Regions from separate parts of the Homo sapiens genome. Here regions 1 and 3 are each linked to region 2. Evidence: chromatin contacts called from ENCODE Hi-C or POLR2A ChIA-PET data. All regions are on one chromosome and are shown on one strand. Each heading gives the region's core, a stretch centred on a gene start or an enhancer-like site at or near the end of the contact. The rest is flanking DNA. Distances are from core to core; before and after follow the strand shown.

Region 1 (3,917 bases), core at 815-3,314, 56 kb before region 2:
TCAGATTTCTGTGGGAAGAAAATTCCAGGAAGAAGACAGCACATGCACATGCACTATGCAGGTAGGAGAAGACGGGTATCATTAGTCTGTCAGTTTATTATGTGTCCCCTACTACCAGAATGGAAGCTCCATTGCAACGGGTATTTTATTTGTGTGGTTTACAACTAAATCCTTATAGCCTAGAATAGAAATCTCTGAATAAATATGTTTGAATGCATTAAACAAATTAATTATTCTCAGTTTACCAATGAGGAAATTGACACACATTTAACTAATTTGCCCAGAGTACCACGGTGGTAAGTAGTGGGCTTAATATTTGAATTTGAAAAAAAAATACATGTATATATGTATACCACCACAATCTGTGTTCTAATTAATATCTTCTGCTGTTACGGTAGCTTCCAGTTCTCTCGGAAAGTAAGAACATGTTGTGGGTAGATTAAATGACTGAACTGGTAATCACGGAAGACAAATCACTATTCTGGATATTTTTATTCCCAATTTTAATTTAGATTCAGAAAGGTTACATGAGGTAACGTCCAGAAGTTCTCAAGGTTAAGGCCAGAACCATCTGAATCAAAGGCTCATGTGATCACTGCTATAGAGACTGGCAAGTCATAGATAGTTAGTCATGATTGTATAATTTATTACTGTATGACTTTGGGCAGTATTCTTTCTTTGTGCTTCAGTTTCCTTAGCCACAAAATGAAAAGATTGGGCTAGATAACCCCTAAATCTTTTTTTCTCTTTTTATGGTATCGTATCTTTAAATATTAAGTCCCCAAAAACACTCTGGAAAGGTTTGAATAGTTCTTATCTACCAAAGAGATGAGTAGACATTATCTGTGAAGAGAAACAGACAAGGCACGTGAGAAAAAAAGGGTTATTAAGGGGGGCAACTTGGTATAACAATTCATATGTTAGAAAAAGAGCACATAAATATTAGACTGGTGTCACTGAAAAACAAAGTGAGTAGAGGGAGAAGAAGGATGTTTGAAGCTGCTAAATTTTCTGGGCTCAGAATATGAACAACTTTTAATACCATGGAAGGGAGTGTGGACCTGATTCTGTGGGCAGCAGAATGTCTAGACAATTGCAACACAAAGTTATCTGAGTTGTATATATTTTACATGGTCAGTGATACATCTACTGTATGGGTTACAGTAAAAGTTAATCAGCTTCTAATTTATTTATTTATTTATTTATTTATTTATTTATTTATTTATGTTTTGAGACAGGAGCTCACTCTGTTTCCCAGGCTGAAGTGCAGTGGTGTGACCACAGCTCATTGCAGCCTTAACCTCCCTGACTCAAGCAATTATCTGGCCTCAGTCTCCCAAGTAGCTGAGACCACAAGCACATGGCATGACGCCCAGCTAATTTTTGTATTTTTTTGTAGAGATAGGTTCGCCCTATGTTGTCCAGGCTGGTTTTGAACTCCTGGGCTCAAACAATCCTCCTGTTTCAGCCTCCCAAAGTGCTGGAATTAAGGTGTGAGCCACTGCACCCAGCCAATCAGTTTGTTATTTTAAAATATTTTCAACTTGATTTGAATTGTGACAAGTGAAGGTGGAGAAGCAAGAGACAGAGTTTAAAAATTTATTGGAATAAATTATAAAGGTGTAAAAATAACTTTGGGAGGCCTTCCTTCCTCCCCTCTACTTTCTATCCTGTATTGGGTCTTTGTAGACTGTAAGGCGTGGGGTTCCTGCTCTCACGCAGCCTATCACAGCATAGACAAGAGCATTATGTAAACAACACAGAAACTCATTCCCCAAATCACTTACAAGGTGTAAAGTTAAAAAAAAAATTCTAAATCGAATGAGGTGAAATTTAGAGTTTTTAAAAGGCTATGTGGACATGTAATGGCAATTGAAGAGAAGAGTTGTAGGGTTTATCTAAGTAGTTAGTTCAATGGTCAAGAAAATAAAGAACAATGAAAGTTGCAGTTGCCTGTCCTCCCACACATTTATTTTTTCCCTCCTTTCTTTTCCCTTCCTCCTCACACTTATTTATGCTTTGCATAGCCATCTGTGTAAAAATCTCAAAAAGCTTCCTTTAGAGACTGTGATTCACCAGTCATTGCACAGTATTGCATTTCTTGATGACTCACATGTTGAGTAACCCATGTGCACCCTTCATTTTTAACTGGAGATGTGTCTTTCCTCTAGAGTTGTTGAATATCATTTGTAAGGTCAGTTGCACATTAGTTCCTCTACCACAGAAGCCATAGGAAAAAAATCAATACATAGTTTCCAGCAACACCATATAAAATGCAGTACGGAAATTTAGTAGAAATCCACTTCAAAACAGATAAGTCAAAAAGAAAAAAATGTAAAATGCAAATGCAAAGAAGTAATGTCTAGACTTTGACCATATTGGACAATTTCAGGTACTTTCAAATCTAAAATTTTGAGTTAATTCTTAAGTATATTTAGTTAAATTTAAATTTAACTACGTTAAGCCAAACCACATTACCAACATAAAATAATGACTTCATTCTAGAAACAACTGTAGTGCCTATCAATATACTGTATTCAAACATGAAATTAATTGCATATGATAGTGATTGTTTCTAAAAAGCAAACGAATTATTGCACTGATGGTTTTGATTTGTATGTATATATGTAATTTTATATTATATATGTATATATTTTAGTAATATGCATATGTATCTATTTTTTAAATTATATAATTGCCTTGCTTTAAGTAGTATGTATTTTTAGAAGTGAACTAATAAGTCAATATGCTTTATTTTCCTTTTCCAAACAGATCCTCATATTCTGAGCAATGACAACCACAGACACCTGTATTATTTCCCCACTTTGTTCTTTTTCTTTCTTTGTTTACTTGACTGCCTTCCATATTTTTAAATCGAAGCCTTTATTTATTCACCTGCCTTCATAATATTTTAGAATATATGTCTTGGTTGCCTCCAAACTGTTCAAGTTTTTAAAACATTTTGGGTCTCACATTTTGTGTATATTTTTACAGTAAATATTTTGAAGTGGGAGGAAGAGTATCATATAAAAGAATGGCCACTTCCCAAACTTTAAGGCAAATTGATCTTGGAGAAGTATTTTCTCATAGTCAGAATGCAGCTCTTCCAAAATAAATGACTATATCAGTGCTCAATGGCAGCAGGCTTCTTACAAAATTGATGTCTGAGAGATAACTATTTCTATTTTATGTGGAAAAACTTCAATGCAATTAGTTGTTCCATGATAAGAAAAACAAAGTTTATTCATTTAAATGATGAAGACATGAAGACAAATAACCATTCTCATTCAGAAATAAAATTGTGTTGTACTAATATTTCAAAATGTTTGCATTTTTAAATTAATGTTCATATCCAAATTACGTTTCTCTTTTTTCTAGTCAACTCCATTTTAGTTGTATCTGAAAATATTTTAGCATTATTACCAACTACTTTTTACCAACAAAATGTTTTGTCCTTTATTTCAGCTTTAAGGAATCATTAAGCTCCATTTTGTTTTGCGCTAATGAAATAAAAATGTTGGAGGAAGTGAAATCAATTTAATAAAAGCAAAATGAATCTAAAATTGTATGCTCTAGGAGACAGGCACTATATGAGCATTGATAAGAGCTTGTTATAGCATAGGTATTACTGATAGGTTTAGAATATAGATCTCTTTAGTTGAAAATGAAGCCCAGTAGTTGTAAAGGTGATAAACACTCTTGTAACAACAAAGATGTAATAGTATTGCGTTTTTTTAAGAGAAATACAGGAAGGGGTTCTGGGACTTTTTTAAAAGAGTACCATTCATATTTTATGAATTATTATGTGAACTATTATTTATTTCATAGTTCCACATTTAAAAATTAACAGTGCCTTTTGCTCCTTCTTTTTGGAAATAATTATGATGAAAGGAGCAAAGATATTTTGATGAAGTGAC
Region 2 (3,896 bases), core at 31-2,530:
TGATTTGCCTTTTAATTTCTTATAAGACTTAGCTTATAACTTTTTAAGGATGTGGATAATTCTAAAAGTAAAGGCATAATGTATTGCTAGATTACTGTAGCTGAATATAAAAAGAAAGCAGTAATGCAGGAACATTCTATCCATTTGTTTCCAATTATTTTATAAATTTAAAAACTGCATTGTATGTTGCTTCTGTTTGAACTCCATCAAAAAACCTCACTATGAATGTAAGGAACTTAGATGCTAATCATATCTTTTGCTTGCTAGAAAGAAGAAATGCCAAATTATTTTATTCTTCAAGCATTCTTCTATAAAGAAGCTTCCGCATGCTTCCTCCCCACCCCCACATCCTCACTCCACCCTATTAGGAATTTCAAAAAAAAAAAAAATCTTTATACATGGAAGGCTAGATCCTAAGACAGAAAGCTGTCTTTTCCTTCTGTCTTTACACTGGCCACTTTCAGTCGCCTTCACTTCTGCTGGGACTTTATTTCACATTGTGTGGACTACAACACCGAAACCAGTTCAGTCTCTATCCTTATTATAAAATTAAAAGTGGTGGTTAAAAAAACATATAAAGCCCTGGCTTGAAGCCATTGTTCAGAATTTAAGAGCTATTTGCCCCCAAGTGTCTTTGCAGTCTTTCATAGCTAATTATAATAACTGTCAGATGTCTGGAAAGTCTATGGTGCCCTTGTCAGTGGAGTCAGCAAAGTTTGTCTTTTATTTTTCTTGGGGACAGAGCAAATCTGATTAGACATAAAGAGCAAAAAGAAGTGAACTAAGTACATATGCGTGTGCCTTCATTTTTTCTTATGAACAAAGCAGCACACTAGAGCGATGTTCCAGCGCACAGCCTCCTACAGCTACTCTTTGGAATGCCTGACTTTTATTTTTAATTCTTTATCCTCAACAGAATAAAGTATGCAACAATTGTCCCTGGAATATTTTCCTGCCAGCTGAATAACCTTCAATATACACATGAAAGAGTACCCTTAAGAAATCTTCAAATATTGGATGTTTATGACATAAAACTATTTTAATCAGTACACTTGACGGAAAGAAAGGTATACTTACAATTTCAAAACGGTTATTTGCTCTAGTTTCTTGTCCCCGGAGGCAGAGCAGAGGCTTTTGCCAGACTGTCCATGATGCAGGTGCAGAATCCCTGTTTTCATGCCGGAGAGGAAGGTAGAAAGTGCTTCATAAAGTCACTCGGAACTCAGCCACTTGTGCTCAGACATCCCTTGCTCCTGTGGAAGCTGTACTATCTGCAGTTCTGAATTGAACTAAATTACAGCCCATGTGAAAGACAGGGGCAGTGAGTCATGTGAGAGATACAGAGCTATCCTATTGGCCACAAAGACATAGCTTAGGCATTCTGCCTTTTCCACCATTGGTGAATAGTTAAAACTGAAAGCATCTAGATCCTCCTCTTGAGCTTATTTGTCCTCTATGTGTGGAAGAATGACTGTAGGATTTTACAGTGACAGAATTAGTTAAGAAAGGGACTGAAGTCATCCTTCACAGAGACTGGTGGGAGGTGATTGGAAGCTCAGCTTTTTTAAGATTTCTTTTTTCTTTTTATCCCCCTGCCCTGCAGTTTTGTCTATAATTTGCCTGTTTGCCTGTCAGAAAAAATGTTTTTTGTATTTTTTTCTCCCTTCAGTTAACCTTGGAAGTGACAGAAAGTAAATTATCATCATATTCCTTTGCAGAACTGTCATGTTTTGAAGCACAAAATCAATTATTTTCAATGACGCATTTTCAAATTTTATTTTTACATTTACAGAGACTTTATTGTAGTTCTAAACTAATAAACTAAATTGTCCATTAGTGACACCAACAACAGAATTAACTTTTGAGTAATTATTACATTTTGGAGAAAGGAGGGCTAGAAATAACTCTGGGAAATAATAAAAGGCAACAATATCAAAACAAATCAAATAAGGGGCTTTAACTAAGAAGGGATAAAGAAGAAATATATTTCTCCATCAAAGTCACTCTTTAATTTACCACTTTATGTAAGGCAGAATGTCCAGAAACTGCCAGTCAGAAGGTATTTTTAGTTTTGCTAGGATTCTTTAATTCACCCAATTCCTTAAAAATACTTAAATGTGTTTGTAAAGATTTAGAGGCTGTAAACTACCTTAGAAGTCATCAAGTCTCACATTCCCTATGTTAAAGGTGAGGAATGTAGCCTCTGACAGTAGTGACTCTCTTCATAACACTGATCCACCGTGTTATGCAAAATAAATGAAGGAAACATTGAAATAAATACTAGTTTGCTCTGTCTTACGTACCTACTAAGAGCCAGTTACCTTCTCATTTAATTCAATAATTGTACAACCCATAGAATAAGTTTGACTACTTTCATTTCTCCTCGGCAAAAACAGACTCAAATGTTTTACTACCATGGTAGTGCCTGGATTTGAACCCAAGTGGCTGATTCCATACCTACTTTTTCCAACTAGGTATGTGTCCTTCCAAATAATGATGGTTGTCACTTATAGGTTCCTTCCTACTGTATGGCAAGTAATGTGCAAAACCCTTTAGAGCCCCTCATTCAGTTCTCACAACTGTTAATGAGTCAATTATTCTATTTTGCTGATTTCATTGATGAGGAAATGAGGTGTATACTACTCAGTATTATGTAGATGGTAGCTGGTAGCATGTGATTCAAATCAGCTCTGATCTGTTTTACACACTATATGGATTCTCATCACAGTGTTAAATAAGACTTGATTTTTCCATTTTTTTTTTCTTGTCTAATATATTAGAATATTTTGGCATAAATATGGAATATTAACTGTGGTCATGTCATTATCTGGGTCTGTTTGGTTCAGACCCAGATCATACCATTAAGTGATCCATAGGGGACTGGAAATAAGCATCAGAGGAGCAGTCATGGAACCATATTTATCTTGGGGCCCTACAAGCAGCCTCACACAGGGTCTTGCAATCATAGGAGCTTCCACATCAGTTGAAGGGGCACATGCTCTCAGAACATCAGCCTGGGTATTAATGAGTCCTACTGCTGGTTCAAAATCTGAAACCCACTGTTTAGCAGAATAAGTACCAGATCATTTCAAAAATAGTGTCAAAAATTCCATTTCAGCCAGATATCAAGAGCCACCAAGGAGTTTCCTGAATTGTAACCCTCCTGCAGCAGCTGTAATCATACAAATGGGAAATTTGCATTGGCTCCCGCAACCCTTGTGGGGTTTGTTTGTAGATGGGAGGTGATTACTGAAGTGCAACAGCATCTTCACCTGCACTTTCTAAAGCACACATTGCTGTTGCTCAGAGTATCATATAGGACAGGTTAGGCAGGTCCCAGATAGCATCGGAAGAGAGTTTTTAGTCCTCTTCTGTTTTGAATACTTTTGCTTCTTTCCATAAGTGCTGCTTACTTTCCTGGATCCACAATCCAATCACCTACCTCATGCTGTCCCGAACCCTTCCAGGTCAGCCCTCTCATATAGTGAGCATGTGATAACATTATGTTCTCCTTATCTTCATCAAATAAGCTTCTCTATTATATCACAAATATTTCAAAGACTGAGCTGTATCTTGTTACATTTTAATCCTGCATAATGCCCATCACAGTAGAGATGAGATAAATATTTGATTTTCTTTTTTTTGGCCTTCAGTGACCTATTCACTGGTACACAACAGATCAGAAATAAATCTGGTGAGGTAATGCGAACATATTTTTTAAAAACTTAGCACTTTAAAATATAGTCTAAAAAAGTGAATCAGACACTGGAGAACAAGTAGGAAAATTATTATGAGACCACAGAGTCTCCCTAATATTGGTCTAAATCAATCACATACAACACTTATACTAACTAAACTGATGGTCATGGTATTAGCACACACTTAACCTCAGTCCT
Region 3 (3,824 bases), core at 622-3,121, 35 kb before region 2:
TGTTAAGGAAATCTAAGATTTTATTCTCATACATCTTATATAAATATACTTGCTTTTTAATCAACCAGTATCTCTAAAGAGACTTTATCTACCTAATAATAATAATATTATTTTATGTTAAAATCATTCTTCTAGTCTATGATAATAAATTTTCAAATAAGAAAATATTAAATGTGATTAAGCAGTGTGGTTTTTCCCCCTTCAATTGGGCTAAATAAAGACAAACAAATCTGTTTCTTTTCTTTTCAATATTGAAGTATAGAATCCTGATATTTTGCTTAAAAAAATACTGTAAGAGACTGCTTAGAATTTATAAGTTTGATGACCTTCTTAGGTTAGTCATTACATATCTCTGCAGGAATGCATTTCTATTACTTTTTTCTTGAACATTTTCTATATTACAATATGTTTTATTCCCATGATATTCTATATTCAAAGCTCTAGAGACTGCTTAGGAAGCACAACTAAAGATGTGTGAATGACCCTGTTGGCTGAAACGCAAGGAAGTGTATTGAAAAGCTTCACATGTCATCCAGTGCTGTTCTTGCCTTCCAAGGCAGAGGCAGTGCGCTTGGCAGTCTGGGAAAGGGCATAATCTTGCCCGCATTTTCTGGATGGATTTTTGGGTCACTCTGGTTCACACTGGCTCACTCAGCTATTCTGTGTACATATACTTAGTAGTGAAATGACTAAAAAAGGAAGGGTGAGTTAATATCAACCAATCATGTAAACAAATATAAATAAATAAAGCAGATATACTTTAAGAAATTAAAAGTCACAGAGTATCAGATTTAATTTTATAGCATGTGAAACATTCTGAAAAGTGAACAAATACACAAATCAACTGGTCTTTGGTGTAGTGACTACATAGCTTTGGACTGATTTATTTTACTGTATTCACCAGGGACTTCCTGTCCTTATTAATACACTGAACTGTTCTGCATATTAAGCTTAAAAGTTTTAAAAGACAACAAAAGTATTGCACACTCTCTTCAACTCCACATATTAGCATTTTGTAGTCAATGCTGGCTTTGTAGATTTAGTCCCCATTTTCTTCAGTTGGCAAAATTCTTCATATTACAGACAGATAAACTAAGGCTCTAAAACTCAGTAAGATTTCAGAGTAGCTGAATAGGGCTAAAAAGTCCAAATTCCCAAACCAGTGCTCCCATTTGATAAACAAATAGATGAATACTCACATTATTTTAATATCTCAAATGAAATATTAATTTTATTAATTAATATTTTAAACACCTTGGTTAAATACTCCATAGTATTCTTCTTAGATTCGAAATGATACTGAAAATGTATCCTGACATGAATGTTGCTCTGAGACTTTAAGGGTTTGTATAAAACATTTAACAGACATAGGGTTTACCTAATATTCTCTTTCCTTTCAATTTCCTTTCAATTATCTCTCATTAGATTATAAAGTAATTTCTTAGTCTCTTTTCTCTGTCTGATCCTCCTATTGACCAAAGAAATTTAAGAAATTCAGGAGCTAGGAAGGGGATGAGAGTGAACAAAGTGTGTTCTCAATTTTTAAAAAATTTGTTTTAAAACTTTCTTTTTAATTAAAATATCCCCAGTGCAATTTCTTGGTCTACTACTCCTGCCAGCTACTATTAATTATACTTTCACCTGTTAGGGGTCTAACACTCTCTAAAACATATTAAGCCAAGTTTTCTGTAAGTGTTGAGCCTATCTGTTAAGAACAAAATGATACTGAATGGATTTGGGTGAATATGTAAGCGGACAGGAAGAAAAGCGTAATCTTCCTTAGTAAATGACAAACTTTCTTTGTCTCCCAGTCCTAGGCTTTGTACCTACACACTGCCTGGTGTGGTGTGGAGGCCGACCAGACGGCCTTCACTGTTAGATGCCAGAAGAAGGGACTGCAGAAGCCAAGGCCCTGGGCACACAAGCTAAAACTTGCATGCTTGGCAAGGCTCAGATGCCAGGTTTGAATCTCTAATAAACCACTCGCTGCCTCTCCAGTAATGATACCCTGGGGCTGCTGGGAGGGGATTCTTTTTATAGGAAACATACTCATAAGGATTTAATATTATCTTTCAGAACCCTTTGATTTAATGGTTTTTTTAAAAAAACTTTTCCCCCTTATTTTGTAGACCCTGTGATGTGAGCCAGTGTTAATTCCTAATCCAACAGTAGTATATAATCAACATCTCTCTACTGAGCTCAATATTCCTTTTCCTTTTCAGCCGTGTGCTTAAAAAAAAAAATAAAATATCTTGCCACTGAATGTCTTTTTACAGACTGAAAAGACTTTTAGGTTAAACAACATTTGTTAGGCTTTGATGCAATCAAATGCAATTTCAATCTTGAATTATTCAGCCCTGCCTCTCTGAAATTGCACATATGTGTCAGCTTTCAATTTTTCTCACTAGTGTTTTACACATGAAATCTATTTTCACTGAGAAAATGGAATCTTTGTGTCTTTGTCTCTAGGAGCGCTGCTTTCAGGCATGTTCTGGCAGGGGCTTTGACTGTCTAGGCACTGGGGGAGGGGCCTGGCAGTCATTTGTCAGCTTTTCTTGCATCTGTAATTTCTGGCCACTCAGCAGTATTAGAAGGTCTTAGAAAGGGGGTGAGGAGGGTGCGGGGAAGAGCTTGTCATTGATGAAAGCCAAACCCCGAATAACTGCCCAATGTTAATGACCAAAGAGAGGAGAGTCTGAAAAACTTTTATTGTGCTTTAATGAAAAAGACTTTTTGGAAATGGCTAATTTACAAAATTGCACATGGTAACATTTTCAGATCTCAGTTTAGAAAGCCCCTGTCCATATTGTGTTACCGATTTCATTGCTTTTAGCTTGGCAAGGGCTCATGAAACTATTTTAATTTTCCACCAGTGGCTTCTGGTTATTTCTGCTCTTATTTCCTTGTAACAAAACTGACAGCCCAATTAAACATCTGCATTTCTTAATCTGAATTTCCCCCATAACTATTTTGCTTTTCTTCTAAAACTTCCAGATGTTTTGGTTCCTTTATAATTTTAATGCATGCGAGTATATTTCTTCCCATTTCAAAGAGAGAGAGAAAGAGAGAGCTAGACGGACTGACCAGATGTTTCTATATGAAAAGCTTTGTAATACACCAATAATCAGGTCAGTATTTTTGTCTCTTTATGAGAATATTTACATTAGAATACATCTCATTGTCTTTCAGCACTTTACAATTTGAGTCGATCTGTGCAACTTATTTTTGTGGGCCATTAGATTTCAGAATTCACATTGTGATCTGTTAATTAATCCTTGTGGCAAATGAAGAAAGTAACCAACTCTGTTATCTCAGTATCTAGTAACCAGGATAGAAGCTGCTGTGATTTGTTTCTTATTACTTGTCTTTTTACCCCCTCTGTGGGAAATAAGAAGTTGTAGGTTATGTGAAGCAACAATGTATTTAAATTCATTTTCCAGATTTGTACAAACATGGACGGAATCATCAATATCTTGCCTTGAAGTGTCTGGACAAGAGTTTAAAGAGTCTCTTGTATATTTCAAGAAAACCTGTTTCCCATAATTAATAACAGGAAGCCTGGTAAACAGACTTTTGCTGACAAATGAAACTGAAACAGTAACATATACACAGAAACATGGGAAAAGAAAACAATGCAGCATTGTATGGTTATTCCAGAAGAGTAGCTCGGTTTGGATACACTTATGCAATACTCACATAAAACCTCAAAGCCCAAGATTATTAATTATATATTTCTGACCATGTAAACACATACTTGCAGAGTACAATCATTTATCCCACTGCTTACTATTTGAAAATGATCTCTGGCTATTTAGACATTTAAC

The links. A loop is a pair of places that touch in the nucleus more often than their neighbours do. ChIA-PET counts read pairs that join two places held with the same protein, here RNA polymerase II (POLR2A). Pooled maps may share reads with other maps.
Region 1: a map of mammary epithelial cell shows a loop between it and region 2 (4-fold over the local background). The contact joins the enhancer-like site here to the promoter of MIR181A1HG in region 2. A Hi-C loop is called at or near these places in 13 of 168 maps with a recorded cell type or tissue (CD14-positive monocyte, CD8-positive, alpha-beta T cell, Calu3 and 10 more) and 11 of 50 pooled maps. POLR2A ChIA-PET finds 5 or more read pairs at or near these places in 14 of 52 experiments (A673, AG04450, HCT116 and 10 more).
Region 3: a loop to region 2 is called in a map of mammary epithelial cell, with 5 times the contacts of the local background. The contact joins the enhancer-like site here to the promoter of MIR181A1HG in region 2. A Hi-C loop is called at or near these places in 12 of 168 maps with a recorded cell type or tissue (A673, CD14-positive monocyte, HepG2 and 8 more), 2 of 37 single-sample maps with no recorded cell type and 15 of 50 pooled maps. POLR2A ChIA-PET finds 5 or more read pairs at or near these places in 20 of 52 experiments (A673, AG04449, AG04450 and 14 more).

The regions. Positions count from the first base shown.
Region 1 is chr1:198,879,312-198,883,228 of GRCh38, forward strand. The region is part of intron 2 of MIR181A1HG (MIR181A1 host gene); the gene reads right to left. Among named protein-coding and RNA genes, the nearest start is that of MIR181A1, 22 kb to the left of the region's middle. Within about 2 kb of position 2,065, at least 8 of the 41 ENCODE cell types and tissues checked have a DNase peak (open chromatin) inside an H3K27ac peak, as active enhancers do; they include A673, CD14-positive monocyte, HCT116 and 3 more, where a contact is called at or near this core.
Region 2 is chr1:198,936,149-198,940,044 of GRCh38, forward strand. It overlaps MIR181A1HG (MIR181A1 host gene), which reads right to left and starts at 1,281. Exons shown (of 3, transcript NR_040073.1): 1 at 1,078-1,281. RefSeq lists enhancers at 1,072-1,131, 1,532-1,581.
Region 3 is chr1:198,900,925-198,904,748 of GRCh38, forward strand. The region is part of intron 1 of MIR181A1HG (MIR181A1 host gene); the gene reads right to left. Among named protein-coding and RNA genes, the nearest start is that of MIR181A1HG, 35 kb to the right of the region's middle. Within about 2 kb of position 1,872, at least 5 of the 41 ENCODE cell types and tissues checked have a DNase peak (open chromatin) inside an H3K27ac peak, as active enhancers do; they include A673 and mammary epithelial cell, where a contact is called at or near this core.